3 separate regions of the Homo sapiens genome follow, and regions 1 and 3 are each linked to region 2. Evidence: read pairs that join two places in POLR2A ChIA-PET (ENCODE). Cell type or tissue: Panc1. All regions are shown on one strand.

The links. Peaks named below come from ENCODE experiments on the same cell type or tissue, not always from the same donor. Only the 100,000 strongest peaks of a DNase experiment are listed, where the experiment ranks them.
Region 1: POLR2A ChIA-PET joins it to region 2 with 5 read pairs; 2 of 35 experiments call an interaction of 5 or more read pairs at or near these places.
Region 3: POLR2A ChIA-PET joins it to region 2 with 5 read pairs; 2 of 35 experiments call an interaction of 5 or more read pairs at or near these places.

Annotation. Positions count from the first base shown.
Region 1 is chr19:39,218,672-39,223,671 of GRCh38, forward strand. No RefSeq gene overlaps it. Among named protein-coding and RNA genes, the nearest start is that of SYCN, 17 kb to the left of the region's middle. In Panc1, no CTCF peak of the experiment used is centred here; a DNase peak (open chromatin) is centred at 2,701; H3K27me3 peaks cover 1,040 bases.
Region 2 is chr19:39,275,302-39,280,301 of GRCh38, forward strand. No RefSeq gene overlaps it. Among named protein-coding and RNA genes, the nearest start is that of IFNL2, 9.4 kb to the left of the region's middle. In Panc1, no CTCF peak of the experiment used is centred here; a DNase peak (open chromatin) is centred at 2,499; H3K27me3 peaks cover 287 bases.
Region 3 is chr19:39,416,557-39,421,556 of GRCh38, forward strand. PLEKHG2 (pleckstrin homology and RhoGEF domain containing G2) reads left to right here. Exons shown (of 19, transcript NM_022835.3): 6 at 1-41; 7 at 294-444; 8 at 999-1,136; 9 at 1,349-1,549; 10 at 2,178-2,270; 11 at 2,361-2,447; 12 at 4,070-4,103; 13 at 4,195-4,296; 14 at 4,393-4,440; 15 at 4,519-4,557; 16 at 4,727-4,743. Among named protein-coding and RNA genes, the nearest start is that of PLEKHG2, 6.4 kb to the left of the region's middle. In Panc1, no CTCF peak of the experiment used is centred here; a DNase peak (open chromatin) is centred at 2,683; H3K27ac peaks cover 559 bases.

The DNA.
Region 1 (5,000 bases), 57 kb before region 2:
TCAAAATGGGCTGCATTTTCCTGCAGTAACAAATGACCTCAAGTCTCAGCGGCTTACGCCTGCGAAGGCTGATTGCCTGCTTACACCGTGTGCTCATCCCAGGACACTTTGGTGCTGTGCTTGTCATTGTCCTCACCCAGGCTGAGAGAGCAGCTAATCCCTGGCTCATTGCCAGTCTCTGATCCCAGGGAAAAGCAGGTGGGATAGGCACCGGCACTTAGTGCTTAAAGCTTCATTCCCAGATGACACAGGTCACACCACTCTCTCCCTTTTTTTTTTTTTCCTTTCTGAGACAGAGTCTTGCTCCGTCACCCAGGCTGGAGTGCAGTGGCGTGATCTTGGCTCACTGCAACCTCCACTTCCCGGGTCCAACCGATTCTCCTGCCTCAGCCTCCCAAGTAGCTGGGATTACAGGCACACGCCACCATGCCCTGCTTATTTTTGTATTTTTTAATAGAGACGGGGTTTCACCATGTTGGCAAGGCTGGTCTCGAACTCCTGACCTTGTGATCCGCCTGCCTCAGCCTCCCAAAGTGCTAGGATTACAGGCGTGAGCCACCACGCCCAGCCACATTTTAAAATTTTACAAGTGACTTCATAAAGTAGATGAAAACGTTGCCCTTGTGGAGATTACACTCCAGTAGAGGGAGACAGGCAATAAACAATTTAAAATAAATGTAGTTGCCAGGCACGGTGGCTCACACCTGTAATCCTCGAAACTTGGGAGGCTGAGGCGGGCAGATTGCATGAGGCCAGGAGTTCGAGACCAGCCTGGTCAACATGGTGAAACCTCATCTCTACTAAAAGTACCAGAAATATTAGCTGGGTGTGGTGGTGTGTGCCTGTAGTCCCAGCTACTCAGGACACTGAGGCATGAGAGTTGCTTGAACCCAGGAGGTGGAGGCTGCAGTGAGCTGAGAATGTGCCACTGCACTGTAGCCTGTGCAACAGAATGAGACCCTGTCTCATAATAATAATAATAATAATAATAATAATAATTGCAGTGATTGAATGCCATGCCCAGTAGGTGCTATGGAGACAAGTACAGCCGGGAGGGAGGATGGAGTGAGGCGGGTGCCCTTTTGAATAGCGTGATCAGGGGACCCTCATGCAGAAGCATTTGGTCGAAGACTCGAGGAGGAGAAGGAGGGAGACATGGTGATACTGGGGGAAGAGCATTCGAGGTAGAGGGAACAGCCAGTGCAAAGGAATATTTGAGGAATAGCAAGGAGTGGACAGAGGTAGACGGAGAAAGGGAGGAGATGAGGTCAGAGTGGTCACAGGGGCAGGTCATGGGGGCCTCACGTAAGGTCTTTGTCACTAAATATATAAAGTGAATGATTCGGGTCACTCCCTTTACCCTGAGTGACATGGAGCCATGGGCAGATTCTGAGCAGGGGAGGGACATGACCTGCCTCAGGTGTTCACTTCTGGACATCAATGTCATGGGCTTAAAACAGTCACATGGCCAGATCCAACATCAAAGGGCACAGAAGTACACTCTGCCTTTGGCAAGTCCGTGGCGAGGGTATAGATGGAGGGAGGGGTGAAGAATTTGCATCAGTAACTGGATCTTCCCCAGGAGTCATCACTGTAGCAGTGGGGTTGGGTTTTAAACCATGAGAATAGACAACTGCATCACAGATAGATGCGGGAGAAGGCTGGGGCTGAGCCCTGGGGTAGTCCAGTGTTTTTGATTTTTTGTTTTTGTTTCTGTTTTTTTTTTAATTTTATTTTATATATATATTTTTGAGACAGGGTCTTGCTCTGTCGCCAGGCTGGAGTGCAGTGGTGTGACCTTGGCTCACTGCAACTTCCACCTTCTGGGTTCAAGTGATTCTCCTGCCTCAGCCTCCCAAGTAGCTGGGATTACAGGCGGGCACCAGGACGCCCAGCTAATTTTTGTATTTTTAGTAGAGATGGGGGTTTCACCATGTTAGCCAGGATGGTCTCGATCTCTTGACCTCGTGATCCGCCCGCCTTGGCCTCCCAAAGTGCTGGGATTACAGGCGTGAGCCACTGCACCCAGCCTGTTTCTGTTTTTGAGATGGAGTCCCAGTCTGTCACCCAAGCTGGAGTTCAGTAGCACGATCTTGGCTCACTGCAACCTCCACCTCCCAGGTTCAAGCAATTCTCCCTGTCTCAGCCTCCTGAGAGGCTGGGATTACAGGCACCTGCCACCATGTCCGACTCATTTTTGAATTTTTTAGTAGAGACTGGGTTTTGCCAGGTTGGCCAGGCTGGTCTTGAACTCCTGGCCTCAGGTGATCCACCCGCCTCGGCCTCCTAAAGTGCTGGGATTACAGGCTTGAGTCACCAGGCCTGGCCTTTGTTTTTGTTTGTTAACATAGGATCTTGTTCTGTCATCCAGGCTGGAGTGCAGTGGTGCCATATCATAGTTCACTGAAGCCTCCGCCTCCTGGGCTCAAGAGATCCTCCCACTTCAGCCTCCCAAAGTGCTGGGATTACAGGCGTGAGCCACCATGGCTGGCAGATGCCAGTGTTTAGAAATGAGGAGGGAGAGGAAGAATAAGCAAAAGAGACCGAGGAGGAGCAGACAGTGTCAGGAGGGGACCTAGACCATGGAAGGACGTGAAGAATGTGTCTCAGCAGCAGAGGGTCATCACCCATGTCACCACTGCTGACACATCAGGAAAGATGGAACTGAGAAGTTAGTTACTCCTGGATTCAGCAACATGGAGGTCATTGGTTGTCTTGACAAGAGCTGAATCTGCAGTGGTTGGGGCAAAAGCCTCATTGGAATGTGTGGAAAAGAGACACAGGGGAAGAGGAAGTAGAGACAAGAGGAAGTAGGAAGAGAAGAAGAGGATGGAGACAATGCTTGACAATTGTTGCTGAAAAGACAAGCAGAGGAATGGAGTAGAAGCTGGAGGGGTAGGGGTGGAGATAGAATTTCTTTTCTTTCTTTCTTTTCTTTCTTTTCTTTCTTTCTTTCTTTCTTTCTCTTTCTCTTTCTCTCCCTTCCTGCCTTCCTTCTTTGTTCCCTCTCTTCCTCCTTCCTTTCTCTCTTTTACTTCCTTCCTTACTTACTTTTCTTCTCCTTCTCCTTCTTCTAATTTCTTTCTTTCTTTCCTTTCTTCTTTCTCCTTCCTTCCTTCTTCCTTCCCTCCTTCCTTCCTCCCTTCCCTTCCCCTTCCTTCCTTCCTTCCTTTCCTTCCTTCCTCCCTTCCTCCCTCCCTCCTTTCTTTCCTTCCTTCCTTCCTTCCTTCTTTCTTTCTTTCTTTCTTTCTTTCTTTCTTTCTTTCTTTCTTTCTTTCTGTCTCTCTCTCTCTCTCTCTCTTTCTTTCTTTCTTTCATCTTGCTCTGTCACCTAGGCTGGAATGCACGATCATAGCTCACTGCAGCCTCCAAACTCCTGGGCTTCAGTGATCTTCCCACCGCAGCCTCCCAAAAGTGCTGGGATTACAAGCATGAGCCACTGTTCCTGTCCAGAATTTCATTAAATAAGGTGCAACTGATGATGCAAGAATGTGGGGAGAACTGTGGAGCATGTTCTTGAGAGAGAGGGTGGGACACAGAGGCCAAGTGGAGAAGTTGGGCTTGGAAAGGAGGTTGGGGATCATATCATATTGGAACAGGAGGATAGCAGAGTATCTAGGCCTAGACGCTGGGAAGTAAGTAGAGCTGCTGGTGGGAGCACAGGGGATTTCTCTTCTATGGCTTCTGTGTTTTCAGTGGAAGAAACAAAGCCATCCGTGAGCGTGGACATGTGGGAGGAAGAGTTGGAGGTTTAAGAAGAGAGGACACAGCTGAGAGCGGTTGCCCACGCCTGTAATCCCAGCACTTTGGGACACCAAGTTGGGCAGATCACTTAAGGTCAGGAGTTCGAGACCAGCCTGACCAACATGGTAAAACCCCGTCTCTACTAAAAATACAAACATTAGCCGAGTGTGGTGGCACACACCTGTAATCCCAGCTCCTCAGGAGGCTGAGGCCAGAGGATCGCTTGAGCCCAGGAGGCAGAGGTTGCAGTGAGCCAAGATTGCACCACTGCACTGCAGACTGGGGGACATAGTGAAATTCCATCTCAAAAAAAAAAAGCAAATCTGGCTAGATGGGCAAGGCAGGAAGATTGCTTGAGCTCAGGAGTTTGAGACCAGCCTGGGCAACATGGCGAGACCCCGTCTCTACTAAAAATAGAAAAAAATAGTCAGGTTTGGTGGCGTGCACCTGTGTTCCCAGCTACTTGGGAGGCTGAGGTGAGAGAATTGCATGAGCTCAGGAGGTGGAGGCTGTACTGAGCCAAGATCGTGCCTCTGCACTCCAGCCTGGGTGACAGAGTGAGACCCTGTCTCAAAAAATAAAATGAAATAAAATAAAATAAAATAAATAATAAAATAAAAAAATAAAAATAAGCACATTTATGATAAGTTAGAAGGTGATATATGCTATAAAAAAAGTAATACAGTACAAGATATCAGGAGCACTTGTGTGTAATTCCAAAAGTGCTGGAATTACAGGCATGAGCCACCGCGCCCGGCCCAAAAAAACTTTAAAAACGGGGGACACTGGGTGCGGTGGCTCACGCCTGTAATCCCAGCACTTTGGGAGGCCGAGGCAGGAGGATCACTTGAGGTCAGGAGTTCGAGACCAGCCTAACCACCGTGCTGAAACCCCGTCTCTACTAAAAATACAAAAATTAGCCAGGCGTAGTGGTGCACGCCTGTAATTTCAGCTACCTAGAGGCTGAGGCAAGAGAATCGCTTGAACCCAGGAGGTGGTTGCAGTGAGCCGAGATCGCACCACTGCACTCCAGTCTAGGCAACAGAGTGAGACTCTGTCTCATAAATAAATAAATAAATAATTTTAAAAAAGAAACTCTAGCCAGGCATGGTGGTTCATGCCTGTAATCCCAGCATTTTGGGAGACCAAGGTGAGGGAATCACTTGAGTCCAGGAGTTCAAGACCAGCCTGAGCAATGTAGTAAGAATCCATCTCTACAAAAAAAAAAAAAAAAATTAGCCACACATGGTTCCAGT
Region 2 (5,000 bases):
ACGCCTGCAGTCCCAGCACTTTGGGAGGCCACGGCAGGAGGATCACTTGAGCCCAGGAGTTTGAGAGCAGCCTGGGCAACATACTGAGACCTCATTTCTACAAAAAATATAAATAAAACTTTTTTAAAAAATAGCCAGGCATGGTGGCACCCACCTGTCATCCTAGCTACTCAGGAGGCTGAAGCGTGGAGGCTCGCTTGAGCCCAGGAGATAAGGCTGCAGTGAGCCATGATCATGCCACTACACTCCAGCCTTGGCAACAGAACAAGACCCTGTCTCAGAAAAAGAAAGAAAGGAACAGCAATGAGGCCAGTGTGATGGAGCTGCGAGGGGGAGGGTCCAGACCTCCAAGAGCTTTGTAAGGGAAGGCAGGGGTTGGATATTTTTTTCTAAGCAGAATGGGAGCCACAAGATGGTTTTGAATAGAGCGGGGATGTAATCTCTGACTGTAGGTGGGAAAGAGGGTGTGGGAGTGAGGGGTGACCAGGAGGAAGCTGCTGTGATCATCCAGGCAGGAGGTGACAGTAGACAGGTAGATGAGATGTATGGGGAGGGTGAGAAGTGCGTGAATTTGGAAACGCTTTGAAAATACAGCCAGTGGAACTTACTGATGAATTGAAAATGATGTGGTATTGTGTATGTGTGTGTGCACATGTGCATGCAGGCGTGAGAGAGAGAGAAGGATGGCCTGATGGTTACAATGAAGCCTCAATTTCATCAGTGGAAAAGGAGAACAATACTCACTGCCGAGGCTTGTTGTGGGGAATCTATATAATTGTGGGTGTAAAGCACTTAGCACATTTCATGAAATATAGTCACTGTCATCATTATTCATTACGAGATGTGTTCTAAGGTAAGCAGGTCTGTGCAAACCTACCCCCAAAGGCCAAGGGAGAAAGAGCCTGACAAATCCAGTTTCTTTTTTTTTCTTCTTCTTCTTCTTTTTTGAGACAGAATCTCCTGTTGCCCAGGCTGGAGTGCAGAGGTGCGATCTCAGCTCACTCTGCCTCCTGGGTTCAAGCAATTCTCCTGCCTCAGCCTCCCGAGTAGCTAGGATTACAGGCGCCCACCATGACGCCCGGCTAATTTTTGTATTTTTAGTAGAGATAGGGTTTTACCATGTTGGCCAATCTGGTCTCAAACTCCTGATCTCAGGTTATCCGCCCACCTTGGCTTCCCTGAGTGCCAGGATTAGAGGCGTCAGCCACCACGCCCGGCCGACAAATCCAATTTCTTAGAAGGAAACGTTTAAGAGGAATTCACAAACCGAAGCCATGTCTCAGGAGGCCCTAGGAAGACAGAGGGGATCCCCCACACAGTTATCCCACAAATGTAGGGCTTATACACTATAGGAAATTTGCCTCAAGGCAGGATTTATGGTAAGTATGTGTTTATGATAACATAAAGGTTATTTTGACCTAAGGGCAGGATTTTTGGTAAGTACATGAAAATAGAAATCTTAGAGGCATTCCCAGAACTGGAGTTAATCAGAAGTCAACATGGGCCTGAATCTCAGCACTTTGAGAGGCCGAGAATGGAGGATCGCTTGACCCCACAAGTACAAGACCAGTCTGGGCAACATAGTGAGACCCCGTCTCTACAAAAAAATTTAAAAATTAGCTGGGTGTGGTGGTGAAGGCCTGTAGTCCCAGCTACTCAGGAGGCTGAGGTGGGAGGATTGCTGGACCCTGGGAGGTCAAGATGCAGTGAGCCATGATCGTGCCACTGCACTGCAACCTGGGCAACAGAGCAAGACTCTGTCGCAAAACAAACAAATAAAAAAGAAGTCAAGATGGCAGATTAGCATCCAAGATGGAGTTACTTTAATCTCCCCTGGGTGTGTTTGTCATTGTTGTTGTTGTTTAAGACACAGTCTTGCTCTGTTGTCCAGGCTGGAGTGCAGTGGCATGATCTCAGCTCACTGCAACCTCCACCTCCTGGGTTCAAGCAATCTCCTACCTCAGCCTCCCGAGTAGCTGGGATTACAGGCACGTGCCACCATGCCCAGTTAATGTTTGTATTTTTGGTAAAGACAGGGTTTCACCACGTTGGCCAGGCTGGTCTCGAACTCCTGGGCTCAAATGATCCACCTGCCTCGGCCTCTCAAAGTGCTAGGATTGCAGCACCCAGCCCACTGGGTGTGTTTGAGACAAGTCAACCAAACCCATCGTGTTTCTTCTGGCAGCTCCCGCAAAACTGTACATGTGCCCCCTAAGATTCCAAGAAAGACCTCCACCATGCCCCAATTGCTTCAAAAACATCTGCCCCCAACTCGTTTGTGCTTTCACCACTGCTAGGAAATAGGGGTGACTCAGGGCGATTTCCTCTCCTTTCACCACTCTATGGGTTCTGAGGGTTTTCCGTCAGGGATCTCTTTCTAGAAGAATTCCAAGCTCTCTGCTCTAGCCTCCTTTCTGTTTCTCTTTCGAATTCAGTCTGTCCTCTGTCATCTCCTGACCACTGCGTATCTGAGCTTCCCCAGCCCTGCCCTGGCGGCACATTCCAATTTCAGGAGGTGTGTTTGCTTTTCTTTCTTCAGCTGGGATTAGCCAATCCAGTGGTTCATGGCCCTTGCTTGCTTCATAATCACCTAGGGAACTCAAAAGATGTCTGGCCTGCAATCCCAGAGATGTGATTGGTTTTAATCATTACATTCTATCAGTGATTCCTAAACTTTAAAGCGCATCGGAATCAGCTAGAGTCTTGCTAAACCGTAGAACCAACCTCATTGGCACCACCTTGGCAGAGTGTTAGAAATACTGAATCTCAGGCCCTAGCCCAGACCCACTAAATCAGAAATGTGCAGGTTAGGCTGGCACAGTGGCTCACACCTGTAATCCCAGAACTTTGGGAGGTGGGGTCAGGGAGATTGCTTAAGCCCAGGAGTTTGAGACCAACCTGGGCAACACGGTAAAGCCCCATCTCAATAAATAAATAAATAAACCATGTGTGGTCGAGTGCACCTGTGATCCTAGTTACTTGGGAGGCTGAGGCAGGAGGATCACCTGAGCCCAGGGAGGTCTAGTCTGCAGCAAGCAGTGATTGTGCTACTGCACTCCACCCTGGGTGACATAGTGAAAACCAGTCTCAAAAAAAAAAAAAAAAAAAAAACAGAAAAAAGAAAAGAAGTGTGCACTTTAACAATATTTCCAGGTAACTCTACACATGTGAAAGTTGAAGAAGCACTGGGCTCAACCCCTGACTGCTGTGCAGCTGGGGGTAGACCAGGTGGAGTGGGCCTGCCAGCTTGCCTTGCAGAACCTCAGATCCCACAGCCAGATCCCAACCCCACTGTAACCTCCATTTCCTACACAGCCTTCTCTGAACGCTCCTCCCACCTCTGCCTATGGAGCATCATAATAATAATAAATAATATTTTAATAACAAAATGGCAAAAGTTTATTTGGTGCATCTCCTATGCAAGGAATTAAATGAATTAAGTTAATTCATTTAATCCTTACTACCACCTTAGGATGTAGGTCTTACAATTAGTCCCACTTTACAGATGAGGACCCAGAGCATCAAGATGCATCCGGCCAGGCGCGGTGGCTCACGCCTGTAATCCCAGCACTTTGGGAGGCCATGGCGGGCAGATCACAAGATCAGGAGTTTGAGACCAGCCTGGCCAATATGGTGAAACCCCGTCTCTACTAAAAATACAAAAATTAGCCAGGCATGGTGGTGTGCATCTGTAGTCCCAGCTACTCGGAAGACTGAGGCAGAAGAATTGCTTAAACCTGGGAGGTGGAGGTTGCAGTGAGCCGAGATGGTGCCACTGCACTCCAGCCTGGGTGACAGAGTGAGGCTCTATCTCAAAAAAAAAAAAAAAAAAAAGAAGAAGAAGATGCATCCAGCCGGGCTCGGTGGCTCACAGGCAACATAGCCAGACCCTGTCTCTACAAAGGTAATAATACTAATAATAATAATCATAGGCAGGCACACCTGTAGTCCCAACTACTTGAGTGGCTGAGGCAGGAGAATCACTTGAGCCCAGGAAATGGAGGCTGCAGTGAGCTGTCATCACACCACTGCACTCCAGCCTGTGCAATAGAGCAAGACCCTATCTCAGAAAAATAAATAAAATATTATAGACTTACAAGAAGTTGCAAAAATACCACAGAAGCGTTTCCCATATCCCTCACCCAGCTTTTCCTAATAGTAACATCTTGCATAACTATAGTAATTCTCAAAACTAGGAACCTGACATTGTCACAATACTATTCACTCAACTACAGACTTTACCGGGATTTCACCAGTTTTTGCATGCACTCATTTCTTTCTGCATGTCTTTGTGTATAATTCAGTGACAGTTTATCACAGGTATAAATCCCATAATCAAAATACAGAATTGCTTCCTTACTACAAAGAAATGTACAAGTCACACCTTTACAGTCACATCCTCCCTCTCCTTCTCTTACCCTTGACAACCACTAATCTGTTCTCCAGCTTTGTAATTTTGTCATTTCAAGGATGTTATATAAATGGAATCACATAGCATGTCACTTTTTTTTTTTTTTTTGAGACAGAGTCTTGCTCTGTTGCCCAGGCTGGAGTGCCGTGGTGCAATCTCGGCTCACTGCAACCTCCACCTCCTGGGTTCAAGCGATTCTCCTCCCTCAGCCTCTCGAGTAGCTGGGGTTACAGGCACGTGCCACCACACCCGGCTAATTTTTTGTATTTTTAGAAGAGATGGGGTTTCACCATGTTGGCCAGGCTGGTCTCGAACTACTGACCTCGTGATCTGCCTGCCTAGGCCTCCCAAAGTGTTGGGATTACAGGTGTGAGCCACCACGCCCGGCCAGAATGTCACTTTTTGAGACCGACTTTTTTCCCCACTCAGTAAAACATGCTTAAAATCCATCCAGGTTGTGTGTATCAATAGTTGAATCCTATTAATTGCTGAAAGTAATTGTGGTTTTTGCATTGTTGAAATTTGTCATTTGATATTGGAATACATTCTTAAATAAATGTGGTTATGTTATACATCATTTTAATGTCCA
Region 3 (5,000 bases), 140 kb after region 2:
GATTTTGACATCTACACATTGTACTGCATGAACTACCCGAGGTGAGGGGCAGGAGCCCCTGCTGGGCCTCAGGCTGTGCCCACAAGCTGATGTGCCAGTCACCCGTCACCCTCCCTCTACCCCCGACCCATCCAGCACCGACCCCTGCCAGGCTGTGACAGTAACTGACCTCTCCCTCACTGCCCCGCCCCCTGTCAGACCCTGACCCTTCCCAAACCCTGGCCCCTCCCTAACCCCTCTTGACCCCGCCCACTGGAACTGACAATCCCCACTGACCTGTGCTGTGCCCCCAGCTCCCTGGCCCTGCTCCGGGAGCTGTCGTTGTCTCCGCCAGCAGCCCTGTGGCTGCAGGAGCGCCAGGCCCAGCTTCGCCACTCGCTGCCCCTGCAGAGCTTCCTGCTGAAACCTGTCCAGCGCATTCTCAAGTACCATCTGCTGCTGCAGGTCAGCTGGGGCCCCTGGAGCCAGGCTGGGGAGGGGGAGGTCCTGTCCCTTGACCACCTGTTGGTTCATCTGGAGGATGGACCCCCCACGAGTTGGGCAAGGCCTCCCAAAGTGCTGGGATTACAGGCGTGAGCCACCGCGCACAGCCCTAGCTTTTTTTTTTCCCTTTGAGGTGGAGTTTCACTCTTGTCGATGAGGCTGGAGTACAGTGGTGCGATCTTGGCTCACTGCAACCTCCACCTCCTGGGTTCAAGTGATTCTCCTTGCTCAGCCTCCTGAGTAGCTAGGATTACAGGCGCACACCACCATGCCCAGCTAATTTTTGTATTTTTAATAGGGACGGGGTTTCACTACGTTGGCCGGGCTAGTCTCGAACTCCTGGCCTCAGGTGATTTGCCCACCTCAGCCTCCCAAAGTGCTGGGATTACAGACATGAGCCACTGCGCCTGGCCTCTGCCCCTATCTTTATATTTCTCCATCTCCTGTTATTCTCATTCTCTTTCTCCTTCTCTGTTTCTCTCCCCATCCCTGCGTGCCTGGTGGCTGCCTGACAGGAACTAGGGAAGCACTGGGCGGAGGGCCCAGGCACTGGGGGTCGCGAGATGGTGGAGGAAGCTATTGTGTCCATGACAGCGGTTGCCTGGTACATCAACGACATGAAGCGCAAGCAGGAGCATGCAGCGCGCCTCCAGGTGGCCCCAGGGTGGGCTGGGGCTTGCTGGATGAGGGAGTGAGCGAGGGGGCCTTGGGGCGGGTGGGGGGAAATCAGTGCCTCAGAGGTAGCCTTGGAGGGTTGGCTGGGACAGCATGGCCCTGTTGCTAACCCCCTGTTTTGGTGTGTATGTGTGTGCCACCTACCCATGCTTGTCTCTGCGCCCCGGCGCACCTGGCGGGGTCCCGGCAGGAAGTGCAGCGGCGGCTGGGTGGCTGGACCGGACCAGAGCTCAGTGCTTTTGGGGAACTGGTGTTGGAGGGCGCGTTCCGAGGAGGCGGAGGGGGTGGCCCCCGGCTACGAGGGGGTGAGCGGCTGCTCTTCCTGTTCTCTCGGATGCTGCTGGTGGCCAAGCGCAGGGGGCTGGAGTACACCTACAAAGGCCACATCTTCGTGAGTTTGGGGATGGGGTGGGGCTAGAATACTACCTACAAAGTATATCCCATATACCTGTATCTGTGTGCCCGGCAGTGTGGGCCAGGGGACCCTGCCACATTTTCTTGAGTTAGAGAATGGAAGCCAAGGGAAGCTTTCTTTCTAGTGTATAGAATGAGAGCTGCCCCACTTAAGAAAAAAAAGGAGAAGGCTGGGCGTGGTGGCTCATTCCTGTAATCCGAGCACTTTGGGAGGTCAAGGCGGGCGGATCACTTGAGGTCAGGAGTTCGAGACCAGCCTAGCCAACGTGGTGAAACCCCGTCTCTACTAAAAATACAAAAATTAGCTGGACGTGGTGGCAAGTGCCTGTAATCCCAGCTACTGGGGAGGCTGAGGCAGGAGAATTACTTGAACCCAGGAGGCGGAGGTTGCAATAAGCCAAGATCATGCCACTGCACTCCAGCCTGGGTGACAGAGCAAGACTCTGTCTCAAAAAAAAAAAAGGGAGAGGAAACCCACCATACAGCCTTATGGGATGCATCTTCCTAGGGAGGAGGACCCAGATACACCTCCAAGGGTGTCTCCGTACAAGGGGCATCACTGAGCCCAAGGACTCTGAGCTTGCTACCCCTCTCTTTCCTTCCAGTGCTGCAACCTGAGCGTGAGCGAGAGTCCCCGAGACCCTCTAGGGTTCAAGGTGTCTGATCTGACCATTCCCAAGCACAGACACCTGCTCCAGGTGAGCATGTAGTGGGATCAGGCTGGCAGGGATCCCCCAGCCTCGAGACCTCACACCTGGCCCCCTGACTCTACTCCAACCCACTCCTAGGCCAAGAACCAAGAAGAGAAGAGGCTGTGGATTCACTGTCTCCAGCGCCTCTTCTTTGAGAACCACCCTGCCTCCATCCCTGCCAAGGTACAGCTCCTGCCGCAGCCGGGGGCCCTCTGAGTGCTGGAGACACCCTCCCCCAATAGTACTAAGAGACGCCCCTGCCCAATGCCAGAGCAGTCTGTTATAATGTGATTGCTAAAAGTGCAGAATTCCGCTACTTGGGTTTGAATCTTAGCTCTACCATGTCCCTGCTTTGTGACCTTGGGCAAGTAACTTAACCTCTCTGAGCCTTAACTTCCTCACCTAGAGGAATGAAAGCGCCTTCATCCTAGGGTTGTGGTGATGAGTAATGGTCACCAGCCACGTCATGGGCTTGACCAATAGAAGCACCCATCAGCTGGCTGTGGTGGCTCATGCCTATAATCCCAGCACTTCGAGGGGGTGATGTGGGAGGATCATTTAAGCCCGGGAGTTCGATACCAGCTTGGGCAACATAGTGAGACCCTGTCTCTAAAAAACATTTTTTAATTAGCTGGGGCTGGCCAGGCACGGTGGCTCACACCTGTAATCCCAACACTTTGGGAGACCAAGGCGGGCGGATCACCTGAGGTCAGGAGTTCAAGAGCAGCCTGACCGACATGGAGAAACCCCATCTCTACTAAAAAATACAAAATTAGGCCGGGCGCGGTGGCTCATGCCTGTAATCCCAGCACTTTGGGAGGCCGAGGCGGGCGGATCACGAGGTCCGGAGATCGAGACCATCCTGGCTAACATGGTGAAACCCCATCTCTACCAAAAATACAAAAAATTAGCCAGGCGTGGTGGCAGGTGCCCGTAGTCCCAGCTACTCGGGAGGCTGAGGCAGGAGAATGGCGTGAACCCAGGAGGCAAGAGCTTGCAGTGAGCCTAGGTTGCGTCACTGCGCTCTCCAGACTGGGCAACAGAGTGAGCCTCTGTCTCAAAAAAAAAAAAGAAAAAGAAAAATTAGCTGGGCATGGTGGCGCATGCCTGTAATCCCAGCTACTAGGGAGGCTGAGGCAGGAGAATCACTTGTACCTGGGAGGCGGAACTTGCGGTGAGCCGAGATCATGCCATTGCACTCCAGCCTGGGCAAGAAGAGCGAAACTCCGTCTCAAAAAAATAAAAATAAAATAGCTGGGCTGGACGTGGTGGTTCACGCCTGTAATCCCAGCACTTCGGGAGGCCAAGGCGGGTGGATCACCTGAGGTTAGGAGTTCAAGACCAGCCTGGTCAACATGGTGAAACCCCGTCTCTACTAAAAACACAAAAATTACCGGGTGTGGTAGCGGGCACCTGTAATCCCAGCAACTCAAGAGGCTGAGGCAGGAGAATCGCTTGAACCCAGGAGGCAGAGGGTGCAGTGAGCCGAAATCGCGCCTTTGCACTCCAACCTCGGCAACAAGAGCAAAATCTCCGTCTCAAAAAAAAAAAAAAATTAGCTGGATGTGATGGTGCACATATGAAATCCCAGCTACTCAGGAGGGTGAGGTGGGAAGATCGCTTGATCCCAGAAGTAGAGGCTGGAGTGAGCTATGATTGCACCACTGTACTCCAACCTGGCGTATAGAGCAAGATCTAAAAACAAAAACAGCACCCATTAATGGGCATGACTACGGTGCTTAAAGTATCCTCTCTGTGGTACTCCAAGATCGACCCACCTCAGCCCTCATCCTCCTGTCTTTCAGGCAAAGCAAGTTCTCCTTGAAAACAGCCTGCATTGTGAGTTGGGGCCTTGGGCTGGGAGGGTGTGGAAGTAGACGAATTACTTCCAAGAAAAAGTTGGCTTTTAGCCCCAAAACTCTCCCCACAGGTGCCCCCAAAAGTAAGCCTGTCCTAGAGCCCCTGACACCCCCACTTGGGTCTCCTCGACCTCGAGATGCTAGAAGTTTTACCCCTGGGCGAAGGAACACAGGTAAAGGCGGTGGATCCCTGAGTCCCAGCCCTCAGCCCCACTTCCCTAGGACCCGGGAGCTGGGCTCACACAGGGCTCTGGCCCTCCCTCCCACAGCTCCATCTCCTGGGCCCTCTGTGATTCGCCGAGGCCGCAGGCAGTCTGGTGAGCACTCACCCCTAAGGGTGATCCAGGCATCGGGGTGGGAGCTGGGCTCCTGACATCACTGTGTCCTCCCCGCAGAGCCGGTGAAGGACCCTTATGTCATGTTCCCACAGAACGGTCAGTGACTGCCCCGGTTCAGCCTGGTCCATCCCTGTCTGTCGCCCGGTGGGATGTCTGGGGCGGGTTGGGGAGGGGTGGTTGCTTCAGCTCATCAGTTATGGGGGAATCACTCTTTTTCCCTTACATCTCACTAATGCTTCTCTCTCTCTCATCTCTCCATCCTTAGCTAAGCCTGGATTCAAGGTAAGAGATATCTCGAGATAGGGTCTGGGCACCTTGACTTCTGGGTCTGATGGAGAAGGGAGCTTGAGTTCCAAAATCCTGGGTCTGAATGAGAAGGGGATTGGGGCCAGACAGAGTAACTCATGCCTGTAATCTCAGTATTTTGGGAGGTCAAGGCAGGAGGATTGCTCGAGCCCAGGAGTTTGAGACCAGTCTGGGCAACATGGCAAAACCCCATCTCTACAAAAAGTACAAAAAAATTAGCCAGGCACACTAGT